Regions from separate parts of the Homo sapiens genome. Here region 1 is linked to region 2. Evidence: read pairs that join two places in POLR2A ChIA-PET (ENCODE). Cell type or tissue: OCI-LY7. All regions are shown on one strand.

The links. Peaks named below come from ENCODE experiments on the same cell type or tissue, not always from the same donor. Only the 100,000 strongest peaks of a DNase experiment are listed, where the experiment ranks them.
Region 1: POLR2A ChIA-PET joins it to region 2 with 9 read pairs; 3 of 35 experiments call an interaction of 5 or more read pairs at or near these places.

The regions. Positions count from the first base shown.
Region 1 is chr17:66,079,221-66,087,220 of GRCh38, forward strand. All of the region lies in intron 8 of CEP112 (centrosomal protein 112), which reads right to left. Among named protein-coding and RNA genes, the nearest start is that of CEP112, 110 kb to the right of the region's middle. In OCI-LY7, no CTCF peak of the experiment used is centred here; no DNase peak of the experiment used is centred here.
Region 2 is chr17:66,133,832-66,141,831 of GRCh38, forward strand. The region is part of intron 4 of CEP112 (centrosomal protein 112); the gene reads right to left. Among named protein-coding and RNA genes, the nearest start is that of CEP112, 54 kb to the right of the region's middle. In OCI-LY7, no CTCF peak of the experiment used is centred here; a DNase peak (open chromatin) is centred at 4,500; H3K4me3 peaks cover 1,901 bases; H3K27ac peaks cover 2,815 bases.

The DNA.
Region 1 (8,000 bases), 55 kb before region 2:
CCTGAGGTCAGTAGTTCGAGACCAGCCTGATCAACATGGTAAAACCCCGTTTCTACTCTTGCATATGTATATCAGGATACACACACAAGGTTATTCATAGAATTATTATTTGTAAAGGCAAAAAATTAGAATAAAGTTTATCAAAAAAGGCAAGAAATATGACATTCATTAAATAGAAAACAGTGCAAACAAACCTATTACAACTATATGGCACAACAATGCCTCTAACATACTATTGAGCAAAAGAAGCAAGACATAAAAGAATATGAAAAGTTTAGTTCTCTTTGAACACAAACAAATGAAAAAACATTCCATGCTCATGGATAGGAAGAATGAATATTGTGAAAATAGCCATACTGCCCAAAGTAATTTATAGATTCAATGCTATCCCCATCAAGCTACCATTGACTTTTTTTTCACAGAATTAGAAAAAACTACTTTAAATTTCATATGCAACCAAAGAAGAGCCCATACAGCCAAGACAATCCTAAGCAAAAAGAACAAGGCTGGAGGCATCATGGCTACCTGACTTCAAACTATGCTACAAGGCTACATAACCAGAACGGCATGTTCCTGGTACCAAAACAGGTATATAGATCAACGGAACAGAACAGAGGCCTCAGAAATAACGCCACACATCTACAACCATCTGATCTTTGACAAACCCGAAAAAAACAAACAATGGGGAAAGGATTCCCTATTTAATAAATGGTGTTGGGAAAACTGGCTAGCCATAGGTAGAAAAATGAAACTGGACTCCTTCCTAACACCTCATATAAAAATTAACTCAAGATGGATTAAAGACTTAAACATAAGATCTAAAACCATAAAAACCCTAGAAGAAAACCTAGGCAATACCATTCAGGATATAGACATGGGCAAAGACCTCATGACTAAAACACCAAAAACAATGGAAACAAAAGCCAAAATTGACAAATGGGATCTAATTAAACTAAAGAGCTTCTGCCCAGCAAAAGAAACTATCATCGGAGTGAACAGGCAACCTACAGAAGGGCAGAAAATTTTTGCAATCTATCCATCTGACAAAGGGCTAATATCCAGAATCTACAAGGAACAACTTTACAAATTTACAAGAAAAAAAACAAACAACCCCATCAAAAAGTGGGTGAAGGATAGAAACAGACACTTCTCAAAAGAAGACGTTTATACGGCCAACAAACATACGAAGAAAAGCTCATCATCACTGGTCATTAGAGAAATGCAAATTAAAACTACAAGGAGATACCACCTCACACCAGTTAGAATGGCCATCATTAAAAAGTCAGGAAACAACAGATGCTGGGAGGATGTGGAGAAATAGGGACACTTTTACGCTGTTGGTGGGAGTGTAAATTAGTTCAACCATTATGGAAGACAGTGTGGAGATTCCTCAAGGATCTAGAACCAGAAATACCATTTGACCCAGCATTCCCATTACTGGGTATATACCCAAAGGATTATAAATCATTCTACTATAAAGACACACGAACATGTATGTTTATTGCAGCACTGTTCACAATAGCAAAGACTTAGAACCAACCCAAATGCCCATCAATGATAGACTGAATAAAGAAAATGTGGCACATATACACCATGGAATACTATGCAGCCATAAAAAAGGATAAGTTCGTGTCCTTTGCAGGGACATGGATGAAGCTAGAAACCATCATTCTCAGCAAACTAACACAAGAACAGAAAACCAAATACTGCATGTTCTTACTCATAAGTGGGAGTTGAACAATGAGAACACATGGACACAGCGAGAGGAACATCACACACTGGGGACTGTCAGGGGGTAGGGGGCTAGGGGAGGGATAGCATTAGGAGAAATACCTCATGTAGATGACAGGTTGATGGGTGCAGCAAATCACCATGGCAAGTGTATACCTATGTAACAAACCTGTACGTTCTGCACATGTATCCCAGAACTTAAAGTATAATAAAAGAAAAAGTAAAATAAAATAAAAAATAAAAATAAATAAAAAGTTTAGTTCTCTTCATATAAAGTTCAAAATCTGGTAAAATAAAAATATTTCAATTTTCAAAGATGCAGGTATTAATGCTAAAATCAATATTAAAACAAATAGGTGAAAATTATCATCAGAAAAATCAGAATAGTGGTTACTTCTAGGAAAGATGGAAGAGAATATGATTACAAATGGTCAGACAGCAGGCTTCTTAGGATATTGGCAATTATCTAATTCTTGCCTGGGTGGCATTTACAATGGCATTTCTTTGTACAATTATTTATCAAATTATGTGACATTATGCATATCTGAATGCTATGTTTCATATGAAATCTATAACAGTTCTGTCATTTATTATGTCAATAACTGTGGCTTTCTTTATCCTAGAGTTATTTAAATTATATATTTGACTAGCAGACTCACAGACAAAAAAAAAAAAAGGCCTAATTCCAAGCGCAGTGGCTCACGCCTGTAATCCCAGCACTCCGGGAGGCCGAGGCAGGTGGATCACAAGGTCAGGAGTTCAAGACCAGCCTGGCCAACATGGTGAAACCCTGTCTCTACTAAAAATACAAAAATTAGCCGGACATGGTGGCACGCATCTGTAGTCCCAGCTACTCGGGAGGCTGAGGCAGGAGAATCGCTTGAACCCAGGAGACAGAGATTATGGTGAGCCGAGATTGCGCCACTGCATTCCAGCCTTGGCAACAGAGCAAGACTCCATCTCAGGGGGAAAAAAAGGCCTACTTGGCATTACACATAATAAAGAAGCAACATCTCTTTTTAGGCAATAGATGGAAACATTCAATATGGGTGAAAAGAAAGGTCAAAGGAAATTTTCTATTTTATTTCACAAAAAGAGTAATTTTTTACTCCGGTTTCTCTTCAGATTGTATAAATCTTTCGCCTTTTACCAAAGGAGCAATTTCTACCATCTGTTCTCTGAAAAATTGACCTCTTCTTGTTGTGTTGTCTGTTCTTTCATTTTCAGTGAGAAAACTTTTCCAAATGTCATAATGTCAAAAAGCCTTTCTTCAGATTACTAAAAAAAGAAAGAAAGAAAGAAAGACCCGTTGCTTGATGATGCTCACTGTCACACAATTCTGTGATGTGGATATCAGAGAAAATGTGTTAGCAATTACAAAGGCAAGCAAGTCCAAGTATGTTTGTGAATGATAGGCTAAAGTTAAAATAAAGGATCACTGTCACTGAACATGTTTTCCCATAACATATGAGAAATATGCCCAAAATAAATTGAAAATTGTTAAGAACATCTTAAAATATTTAATATGTGGGTCAGGTGCGGTGCCTCATGCCTATAATCCTAGCACTTTGGGAGGCAGAAGCAGTGGATCACTTTAGGTCAGGAGTTCGAGACCAGCCTGGCCAACATGGCAAAACCCTGTCTCTACTAAAAACATAAAAATTAGCCAGATGTCATGGCGTGTGCCTGTAATCCCAGCTACTTGGGAGGCTGAGGAACAAGAATTGCTTGAACCCAGGAGACAGAGGTTGCAGTAAGCCAAGACTGCACCATCGTACTCCAGCCTGGGCGACAGAGCGAGACTCTGTCTCAAAAAAAAAAAAAAATTTTTATATGTGTATCTGTAGCCACCAAAACAAACCACTATAATTCTTTAACTCCAATAAAACTAGATATTAATATTAATATTAATATTAATTAGTAAATTAGGTTAAATAACCATTAATTCTATTAGTAATTTTACATATTTTACTCATGTTAACATCTAAGTATCTTCTGAACAATATGAATTTAAAATGGAAGTTGTATTTTATTAAATAGCTCCATTTCTAAAGGCTAAATATTTTAAGACTCACTAAAACTTCAACAAAATTAAATACTTTAATAAATCCTTCATGACTGATATGGTTTGGCTGTGTCCTCACCCAAATATCATCTTGAACTGTAGCTACCATCATTCCAATGTGTTGTGAGAGGGACCCAGTGAGAGGTAATTGAATCATGGGGAAGGATTTTCCTCGTGCTGTTCTCATGATAGTGAATAAGTCTCATGAGATCTGATGGTTTTATAAAGGGCAGTTTCCCTGCACATGCTCTCTTGCCTGCCACCATGTAAGATGTGCTTTTGCTCCTCTTTTGCCTTCTGCCATGATTGTGAGGCCTCCCAGCCATACAGAACTGTGAGTCCATTAAACCTCTTTTTCGTTATAAATTACCCAGTCTTGGGTATGTCTTTATTAGCAGCATGAGAACGGACTAATACAATGACACAGATAAACTCTATAATCTGTAAAAAATTGGTATCAATTAATTATCTCCAGACTTACTGGATCCTTTAATATAAGTATTTCAAACTCCTAAATTTTTATTTTATACCATTAAGAACTGACTAATGAGGTCAGGCGCGGTGGCTCACGCCTGTAATTCTAGCACTTTGGGAGGCCAAGGTGGGCAGACTGCCTGAGCTCAGGAGTTCGAAACCAGCCCGGGCAACACGGTGAAACCCCGTCTCTACTGTAAATACAAAAAAATTAGCCAGGCGTGGTGGTGAGTGCCTGTAGTTCCAGCTACTCGGGAGGCTGAGGCAGGAGAATTGCTCGAACCTGGGAGGCAGAGGTTGCAGTGAGCCAAGATTGTGCCACTGCACTCCACACTCCAGCCTGGGTGACTGAGCGAGACTCCATGTCCAAAGACAAAACAACAAAAAAAGAACTAACATAGATTACTATCAGTATTTACAGCAAAACCTCTGAAAGAGATCTAATATTTAAATAGAAAAATAAAATTTTTAAATAGACAAAAAAGAGGTAATTTTTTGTTATGTTGGAAGGTGAAAGGCTTTTGTAAGCATAATACAAAAACCAGAAGCCTAGAGAAAAGGCTGACAGATGCAACTATTTAAAAGGAAACTTCTCATGCATATCAAAACTACCAGGAGATATCATTTCAGTCCAGTTAAAATGCCTTTTATCCAAAAGATAGGTAATAACAAATGCTGGCAATGATGTGGAAAAAAGAGAACCCTTGTACACTGGGTTGGTGGGAATGTAAATTAATACAACCACAATGGAAAACAGTTTGGAGGTTCCTCAAAAGAAAATAAAAATAGAACTACCAATCCACCAATCCCACTCCAAGGTATATACTCCAAAAAAAGAAAATCAGCATATTGAAGAGATATTTGCACTCCCATGTTTATTGCAGCACTAATAACAATAGTGAAGATTTAGAAGCAAGCTAAGTATCCATCAGCGGATGAATGGATAAGGAAAATGTGGTACACATACACAATGGAGTACTACCCAGCTATTAAAAAGAATGAGATCCTGTCATTTCCAACAACATGGATGGAACTGGAGGTTACTATGTTCAGTGAAATAAGCCAAGCACAGAAAGACAAACTTCATATGTTCTCACTTATTTGTGGGAGCTAAAAATTAAAAACAATTGAACTCATGGAGATAGAGAGTAGAATGATGGTTATTAGGGGCTGGAAAGGGTAGTGGGAAGGCAGGGGGGGAGTTGGGATGGTTAATGGGTATAAAAAGTAGAAAGAACGAAGAAACCTATAATTTGCTGGAACAATAAGGTGACTACAGTCAAAAAAAAAATTTAATTGTACATTTTAAAACAACTAAATGAGTATAGATTGTTTGTAACACAAAGGATAAATGCTTAAGATGATGGATACCCCATTTACCCTGATGTGATTATTATGCATTGCAGGCCTGTATCAAACTATATCATGTAACCCACAAATATATACACCTACTATGTACGCACAAAAATTCAAAATTAATTTTAAAAAGTTAAAAATAGAAGAAACCTTCTCTACACTAAAAAGTAGCACAAATCAAAAGATATTCACAGAGAAAAATATTTGTAAGACATACAAAAAAGAAGTGATACTTTAACATGCAAATTGCTCGAGTGTTAATAACAAAATGGAAAAAGAGGCATTCTCTATACCATTAATGTTAACTTAAATAGACATAACCCTTCTTAAGTTTTACTGAAATATAATTTATATATCATAAAATTCACACATTTACACAATACAAATCAAAGGTTTTTAATATAACAGAGAGTTATACAACCGTTAGCACAATCTAATTTTAGAACATTTTAATCATCCTAAAAAGAAACTCTATATCCACTAGCCAATACTCCATACACTCCCATGCCTGCAGCCCTATGCAGACATAACCTTATTTTAAGGACAACTTGTCAACGTCAATCTAAAATGCAAATGTGCCATCCTGTGACTGAGCCATTCCATTTCACATCATTTATTCTGCAAGAAAAGACACATAATACACAAAGATATGCATAGGGGTATTCTTGAAATACCATTTGTTATAGAAAAATACTCTAAACAGCCTACATGCATCAATAGCAAATTATATTCATAAAACATGATGTATCAGTAAAGTAAAATTTATGTAATTATGAATAAGAATGGGGTGATATTTCTGATATGGAAAAAATCATCAGAATATATATGTCAGTCAAAAAGCAATGAAATGGGCTGAGCACGGTGGCTCACGCCTGTAATCCCAGCACTTTGGGAGGCCGAGGCAGGCGGATCACGAGGTCAGGAGTTTGAGACCAGCCTGACCAACCTGGTGAAACCCCGTCTCTACTAAAGATACAAAAAATAGCCGGGCATGGTGGCGCACACCTGTAATCCCAGCTACTCAGGAGGCTGAGGTAGGAGAATTGCTTAAATCCGGGAGGTGGAGGTTGCGGTGAGCTGAAACTACGCCACTCTACTCCAGCCTGGGTGACGACAGAGCGAGACTCCGTCTCAAAAAAAAAAAAAAAAAAGCAATGAAATGGTCTATATACAGTATATGATCTAATTTTACTTAAAAAGAAATAATCCTAGAGAATTTTAAAGAGAATACCCATTAAATTTTCAGCAATAATTATCTCTGAAGAATGAGTTGAGAAAGGGATGATTAAATACTTGAGAGCTAATATTTAATTTTAAATAAAGTTGACTCACTTAAAAGAATGCTATTTATTGTTTTAAAAATATTACCCAGCAACAATAAAGGCATTTTTAGATGAGAACATGCACAAGAGTTGTTTTATAGGGACATGTAAGGCTCTAACAAACTTCGAAACAGAACAGCATTTATCCTCATGCCAACAATTAAATGTTGAATAAAAGGGATTTAAGCAAGTAGACATAAGATTTTCTTTTCTTTTTTTTTTTTTTTTTTTTTTTTTTTTTTTTTTTTTTTTTGAGAAGGAGTCTTGTGCTGTCACCCAGGCTGGAGTGCAGTGGCGTGATCTCGGCTCACTGCAAGGTCTGCCTCCCGGGGTCATGCCACTCTCCTGCCTCAGCCTCCTGAGTAGCTGGAACTACAGGCACCCGCCACCATGCCCGAGTAATTTTTTGTATTTTTTTTAGCAGAGACGGGGTTTCACCATTTTAGCCAGGATGGTCTCAATTTCCTGACCTCGTGATCTGCCCACCTAAAGTGCTGGGATTACAGGCGTGAGCCACCGTGCCTGGCCATACCAATTTTCTTAAGGAAAACATATGTTTATAGAACACATAGAGAAAAGAAAAAAAAACGTAAATATATTACCAGTATTTTTTATTTCTAGGTGTTGATTCTATAGGTGATTTTATTTCCCTCCTTACATATGTCTCTATTTCCCAAAATGTCTTTAATAAAAATCTACATAATTTATTTTATAATCAGACATGCTACTTTAAAAGATAGATGAAACTAAGATAGTTTTTACACAGGGGCAAATCAGCAGATACTTTTAAATATTGTGCAATGGAGAAAAATATGATAAAAAAACTTCATCAAAATAAGTCAGAAATGACTGTAATTGCACAAAGGATTATTTTAGAAAAATGTACACTGAATATATTTTAATATATGGAATAAGTTTATGATTACATGCAAACTTCTCAATGATGCCTCAAATATTTTTATAGTATGCCCAAAAGAAAAACAGAAACATAAGGATTTAGGAAAAAATAAAGTCAAACACATTTAAAAATGAATTTCTGATGCAATGCATGA
Region 2 (8,000 bases):
AAAACAAATGTATTTTGTAATTAAAACTCACAGAATAACATTCCTTAGACTAGTTAATAAGTAATGTAAAATGGCTGAAAAAGCTGTTTTAAAGAGAGCTGTTTTTTTTAATACCCCTATTCAGTAGTACAAACATCCAAATAGTTAAAATCAAATGAGAAAAATGGGCAAAGTTAATATTTTGAGTATAATTGTACCAGTCAATGTGCATCAGCTGATACAAGCATTTAAAACTCTATGAGGAGAGGTAACCTGATATGTCATACTAAGCAGTGGCGTATTCTTAAGAATAGATTAAATAATCATAAAAAGATCTATACTTAAAAATTGAAAAATGCTTAAATATTAAAATTCTTCTCATAAAAAAATACTAATTTAAAAATGAGCCTGAAATGTTTATCTATTTATTGCACAGGGTTGCATACATAAAACGACACACCCTCTTGTTTCACTTGTAGCTGTCCTTCTGTACCAACCTCTTTACCCTCACGATAAATTTTCAAAAATGTTATTGGGTCCATGCTCTAACTTGTCATATATTTTTCAATCAACTACAGTATGACTTGCATTCATCCCAAAAGTCCTATAACTAAGGTCATCAACAGTCTCCTAGACACTCAAGAAAATGAGTCATAATCTGTCCTTAATTTAGTTGATCTCACTAAAACATTAGAGATAGTAGTTTAAAGATGCTGCATTCAATGGCTCCATAAAACCATTCTCTGGCCAGGTGCAGTAGCTCACAACTGTAATCCCAGCACTTTGGGAGGCCAAGGTCAGCCTATTGCTTAAACTCAGGAGTTTGAGACCAGCCTGGGCAACATGCGACAAAAAGCAGTCAGTCGGGCATGGTGGTACATGCCTGTGGTCCCAGCTACTTGGGAGGCTGAGGTAGGAGGATCACTTGAGACCAGCGGGAGGTTGAGGCTACAGTGAGCTGTGATTGTTCCACTGCACTCCAGCCTGGGTGACAGAGTGAGACCCTGTCTAAAAACAAACGAACAAACAAAAACCATTTTTCCATGGTTCTCATCCTATCATTCAGAGATCTCCTTCACAATAACCTTCACTAGCTTTCTTTGCCCATCCCATACATGCTGTGATCCCAGAGTTCTGTGTCTAATTTATTTTCATTTTACATGCTTTCTCTGGATGATCCAATGTATTAGTTTTTCAAATAATAAGTTTTGCTTACAAAATCTACATCTATAGTCCAAATTGCTCCCTTGGCCTCCAAACCCATTACAAAACAAAATGAATAGCCCTACTTCCAATTCAACATGTCCATTATTATTAACTAAACTTACTATGTTACCCCTAATACGTGCTCCAATGAAGCCCAAGTAATGGAGAGGCATTGCAGAAGCCAGCTTCTTGTGAAGGCATTTGAGCCAACTGAAGGAGAAGGTTGGTATCATTGTTAAAATCTGGCTGGCACAAGAAAAACAGGACATTAGGTACAGATGTTTCATTTTCTGCCATAAGACTGTCTCCAGCTGGAAACAACTTAAACTCTAAGTAAGTACAAAGGCTGAAATTCAGTGATGGCACTAGTGGTCTGAGTGAACAGTGAAACAGAAAGTGGGAGAAAAGTTCAACCTTAAAAGCCTTTTTATGAATAACAAGTGCCACACGCCACACAGAATAGCAAGTCCTGGTGCTTATAAGCACAACCTACAATTGGTACAGGGGACCTGATCACAGTGAGCTCATAATATGGTACTTGTGCCAAGCAGAAAAGCGGTATTGTGCCTCAATTAATTTCAGGATGCCAAAACCAACATGGAAAGAAAAAATTCAGTACATTTGTAACATTCCCTGACATGCCCTTTACTACTCTTAAGCCATAAAACTAGGAGAATATAAATTTTCCCTTTCACTTTTTCCTAATGAGAAAATATTTCAACAGGAATTCACAAACACTCTCAAAGTATCAATGCTGATTCTTAATACTAGAAAAATATAAACTTATCCCTGTACAGATAAAGAAATAAGGAATGATACTATATATAGATATAGATATAGATATAGATATATAGATATAAAGCCTAAAGGAAGACCAATCAAATGTCCTCCTGTAAAAGAAAATTACTTTAGGGGGTGACGTCAGATGTCAGCAAGACTCTCCTTCTCTCAATGGACACATAAATTCAACAACAATACATAGACCAAAATTTCCTTTGTGAGACATCCAGAGACCAGATGAGAGGCTCCTGTACTCCAGGCAAGCATGAAACCAACCACACTGAAGCCAGTAGGAAAATTTGTGGAATCCTCTTGCGCCATAAGCAAGGTTACTTAAGGGACTTGTTGCTGTCTTGCCTGAATCTTAGCTGTGACAGGAAAGGGTCCCAGGTTGGGAACTGCTGAGAACGAAGCCTCCAGTTTGGACTAGTATGCAGTAACTGACCATAGCCCCTCCCACCAGCTCAGAACTAGCAGGTGGAAACCCCCAGTCCCAACTTCTCCCTGGGGAACGAAAAAGCTGAAGCATCTGTCCAACATTCTGGCTTTTGGAAGGGGCTGCCTAAGGGACCGGATTCTGCAAGTACTCACAGGACTGGTATTCTCTAAATGCCTGGGGACCACTGAGAACAAAGGTGGTGGTTTGGACTAGTAAACACTCACGGCCAGAGCTCCTACCCCTGGCTCAGCACAATTAGAAAAACTCATGGTCCACAGCTTCTCCCTGGGGAGGGAAAGAGAAAACTAAAGCATATATCCAACATTCAGACTCTTGGGGGACTGCCCAAGGAACTTGTTTCTGTCTCATCTGTCTTGAAGCACTGGTGGGACGCAGCATAAACTAAGTGCCTAGGGGCAGCTGAAACTAAAAAAGCAAGTAATAACCAAAAAAGGATTGAGCCAGTGTGCTACTAGCTCCAGAAGGCCCATGGTACAAGACACAGAATAAGAAGGAACAAGAGATTATGATCTCCTAAAAACAGAAACCAGAAAATCCCACTATTTAGAAATTTACACACAGAAGTCCAGAGAAGACATATCCACAGAAAAAGTTTATGAGGACCCCAGAATCTCTACTCAGGCCGATTCTTGAAGGTCTGCCCCTGTACAAAGCCAATCCATAAAGACTGGGAGAAGCGGCTGTTTTTCAAATATGCAGACATTAACACAAAGGGTCAAGGAAAATGAAAAATGGCCCAAAGAAAGGAACAAAATAAATCTCCAGAAACCAACCCTAAAGAAATGAAGGTAAATGGATTAGCTGGTAAGAATTAAAAACAACCATAATCAAAATATTCAATAAGCTTAGGATAAATTATGCATAAACAAAATGAGTATTTTAACAAACAAAATATTTTTAAAAAGAAAAATTTGAGGGCTGAAGAATACAATAACTGAACTAAAAACTTAACTAAAGGGGCTCAACAGCAGCCTTGATCAAGTACAAGAAAGAATCAGTAAACTCAAAGACAGGACATTTGAAATTATACATTCCACAAGAGCAAAAATGTTTTTAAAAGACTGAAGAAAACATAAGAAACTTATGAGACACTATCAAGCAGGCCAATTTACATATTACTAAAGTTAGAGAAAGAGAAGAGAGAGAAAAGCAGTAAGCTTATTTAAAGAACTAATCTGAAGAGAAAAATGGACATCCAGATTTATGAAGCTCAAAGAATCCCAAGTAGGTTGAATGTAAAGAGATCTACACCAGGACACATTATAATCAAATTGCCAAAAGTCAAAGACAAAGAATTTTGAAATCAAAAAGAGAAAAGCAACTCACTACATACAAAGGAGACTCATAAAACTGTAAAAGGATTTTTCAACAGAAACTTTATAGGCCAGGAGAGAATGGGATGATATATGCAAAGTACTGAAAGAGAAAAACTGCCAGTCAAGGATATTATTATATACCATGCAAATCTGTCCTTTAAAAATGAAAGAGAGATACGGTCCCAGATAAACAAAAGTTGAAGGAGTTCATCACCACTACACTTGACTTAAAAGAAATTCTAAAGGGAGTTCTTCAAGTTGAAATGAAAGGACACTAGTTAGTAGCATGAAAACACATGAAAATATGAAACTCACTGATAAAATTATATATAAAATACAGATTACTCTATTGATATAATAGTGGTGCATAAATCATTTTCAACTTCAACATAAAAATGAAAAGATGAAAGTCTTAAAAATAACTATAACAGTTACTGAAACACCAGGAGTCCAGTCTAGGTCCCATTGCTCACCGCACAGAAAGTCAATCAATGAGATCAATGAGACAATGAGTATTGCTAGGGAAGAAGGCTTTATTTGGGCACTGCAGCCAAGCAGATGGGAGATCAGTATCAAATCCATCTCCTCGCCCAACTAAAATTAGTTTATATAGCAGGAAGAACTGTAACTACCTGTGGGAAAACAGGAATTAGGGACTGGTAAGGAAGAGGAGTTCGTCAACAGGAAGCAGGTGGTTGGTCAGGCAATCATGATAGGTGAGGGGTCTGGCATAACATTGTCTAGATGCAGTGATCTGGTAAGTTTCAGTTCCTTGATACTATCTGGGATACCTGATGGTTGGTTTCCAGAGACAGGAACTCAAATAAGACAAACGTTAAGTTTCTCCAGTGTTAAGACTGGGTGGGTTAATTTCTATGTTTATTCAAAAAAACCATAAACATCCATTTTATGGGACAACTTGGATGGTTTCATACCACAAAATAATTTGTTAATGAATACAGAATATTAAAAGGTGAAAATCGGGACATTAATAACAAAGTGTGTGAGTAAAAGTATTGAATTTTTTAATGCAATCGAAGTTATCAGCTTAAAATAGGTTGTTACAACTATAAGATGATTTATGTAAGCCTTATGGTAACACAAATTCTTTAAATATAGTAAGTACACAAAACATAAAAAAAAAGAATCAAAGCAAACCACAGTAACAATAAACACATCATCAAATCACAAAGAAATATAAGGAAGAAATGAACAAAGGAATTATATAACAGTCAGAAAGCAATTAACAAAATGACTTATTAAGTCCACAAATGTGTGAAAATTAAACAACAAATTCTCATCAATCAATGAGTCAAATAAGAAAGCAAAATAAAGGAAATTAGAAAACATCTTGAGACAAATGAAAACAAAAACACAACATACCAAAATGTGTAGGATTCAGTGAAAGCAGTGCTAAGAGGAAAATTTACAACTGTAAAAGCTTATATTAAAAAAGAAAAAAAACTCTAACAACCTAGATGCACACCTTAAGGAACTAAAAAAAGAACAAACTAAACTCAAAGCCAGCAGAAGGAAGTAAATATTAATAGTAAGGATTAGGGCAGGGATAAAACAGAAAATAGAAAAACAACAGAGAAAATGAAACTAAGAGTTGATTTATTGAAATGATCAACAAAATTGAAAAACCTTTGGCTACACAGAATAAGAAAAAAGGAGAGAAGACTAAACAACTAAAATCAGAAATGAAAGATAAGACATTACACTCAATTTAACAGAAATAAAAAGAATGACTGGGTGCAGTGGCTCATGCCTGTAATCCCAACACTTTGGGAGGCTGAGGCAGGAGGACTGCTGGAGCCCAGGAGTACATGACCAGCCTCAGCAACATAGTGAGCCTCATTTCTACAAAAAAATAAAAATAATAAAAATTAGCTGGATGTGGTGGCACACACCTGAGGTCCCAGCTACTTGGGAGGATGAGGTAGGATTGCTTCAGCCCAAGATGTCAAGGCGGCAGTGAGCAGTGATTGCACCACTGTGCTCCAGTCCGGGTGACAGAGTGAGAATCTATCTCAAGAGAAAAAAAAAAGTTATAAAAAGAACTGTAAGAAAGTACTATGAGCAACAGTATGCCAATGTATTGGATAACCCAGATGAGATGACCAAATTACTCGAAATGCAAAACTTACCAAGATTGAATCATGAAGAATAGAAAATATGAACAGACCAATAACTAGTAAGGAAACTGAATCAGTAATTAAAAATCTCCCAACCAAGAAAAGCCCAGAACCAGATGACTTCACTGGTGAATTCTACCAAACATTTGAGAAGTGATGCCAATCCTCCTCAAACCCATTCAAAACACTGAAGAGGGAATACTCCCAAATTCATTTTACAAAGCCAGCATTACCCTGATACCAAAACCAGACAAAGACACTACAATAAAGGAAAATTACAAGCCAATACCTGAATAACATAGATGCAAAAATCCTCAACAAAATACTAGCAAACTGAATTCCATGGCACATTAAAAGAATCATACACCATAATCAAGTGGGATTTATCCCTAAGATGCCAGGATGGTACAATATATGCTAAATAATAAATGCGATACCCCACATTAACAGAATGAAGAATAGAGATTATATGATCATTTGGATCGATGCAGAAAGAGCATGACGAAATTCAATATTTTTTTATGATAAAAACTCAATAAATTCAGTACAGAAGGAATGTACATCAGAATAATAAAATGCATATATGACAAAGCCCATACCTAGCATAATACTCGAACAGTGAAAAGCTAAAAAAAGCTTTTCCTCTAAGATCAAGAACAAGGCAAGAAGGCTCACTGTCACCACCTATTAAATAGTACAGCAGTCCTAGCCAGAGTAGTCAGGCAAGAGAAAGGCATCCAAATCAGAAAGTAAAAAGGAAAATGGTTTCTATTTGCAGATGACATAATTGTATATGCAGAAAACCCTAAAGACTGCATTAAATAACTATTTAAACTAATAAATGAATTCAGTAAAATTTCAGGATACAAAACCAACATACAAAAATCAGTAGCACTTCTTTACACTAACAATGAATTATCCAAAAAGAAATCAAGAGAGCAGTCCCATTTACTGTTATTTTTGCTCTTGTTGCCAAGGCTGGGGTGCAATGGTGCAATCTTGGCTCACTGCAACCTCCACCTCCTGGGTTCAAGCAATTCTCCTGCCTCCCCGAGTGGCTGGGATTACAGGCACACACCACCACGCCTGGCTAATTTTTTTTTTATTTTTATTTTTAGTAGAGTTGGGGTTTTGCCATGTTGGTCAGGCTGGTCTCAAACTCCTGATCTCAAGTGATCTGCCCGCCTCAGCCTCCCAAAGTGCTGGGATTACAGGTGTGAGCCACCGTGCCCAGCCTTAAGTTCATTCTTTCAGGCTCTTTTCAGTATAATCTTGATGAGCATTGTGAGTACTACTTCTTTATTGCTTCTCCAGTTTCTGTTTGTTTCCTCTTGGAATTCATATTATCTCTGTATTGGGGATTTTGAATCTATATTCTTCATCTCTTACACTTCCATTTGTTATAGCCATCTTTTTATTTTTTCCTTTGTTTTCTCAGAAAATTTTTTGAGCTGGTTTTCTAATTCACTGATTTGATTTTCTGTAATATTTAATCTGCTGTTTTCTGTAATATTTAATCTGCTGTTTTCTGTTTCCATTGTGATTTTCAGATTTAGTAATCATGTTTTTCAATTGTAAGCACATTTTTATGATCAGACTGTTCATCCCCTTTTCACATATGAAATGTCTACTTGAATCATATTGAAAAAAATTAAATAAACATTTTAGAAATTTCTCTTTTTAAAATAGTTTTTTTCTTTTATTGTGGTAAAAATACACAACATGAGATCTACTTAAGATTTTAAGTGTACAGCACAGTATTGCAGCTATAATCACAGTGTTGTGCAGCAGACTTCTAGAACGTTTTCATCTTCTGTAGCTGAAATTTTATATGCATTGAACAGCAACTCCCCATTTTCCCCGTCTGTAAGCCCCTGGCAGCTACCATTCTACTCTCCTCTTCTATGGGTTTGACTACTATATAGTATTTATCCTATTGTGATTGGCTATTTAACTCAGCAAAAGTCCTCCAGCTTCATCTATCTTGTCACATATGATAGCATTTCCTTTTATTAATGTTGAAAAATATTCTATTTTATGTATATACCATATTTTGTTAATCCATTCATTTGTAGATGAACATATAGGTTGTTTCCACATCCTGACTATTGTGAATAATGC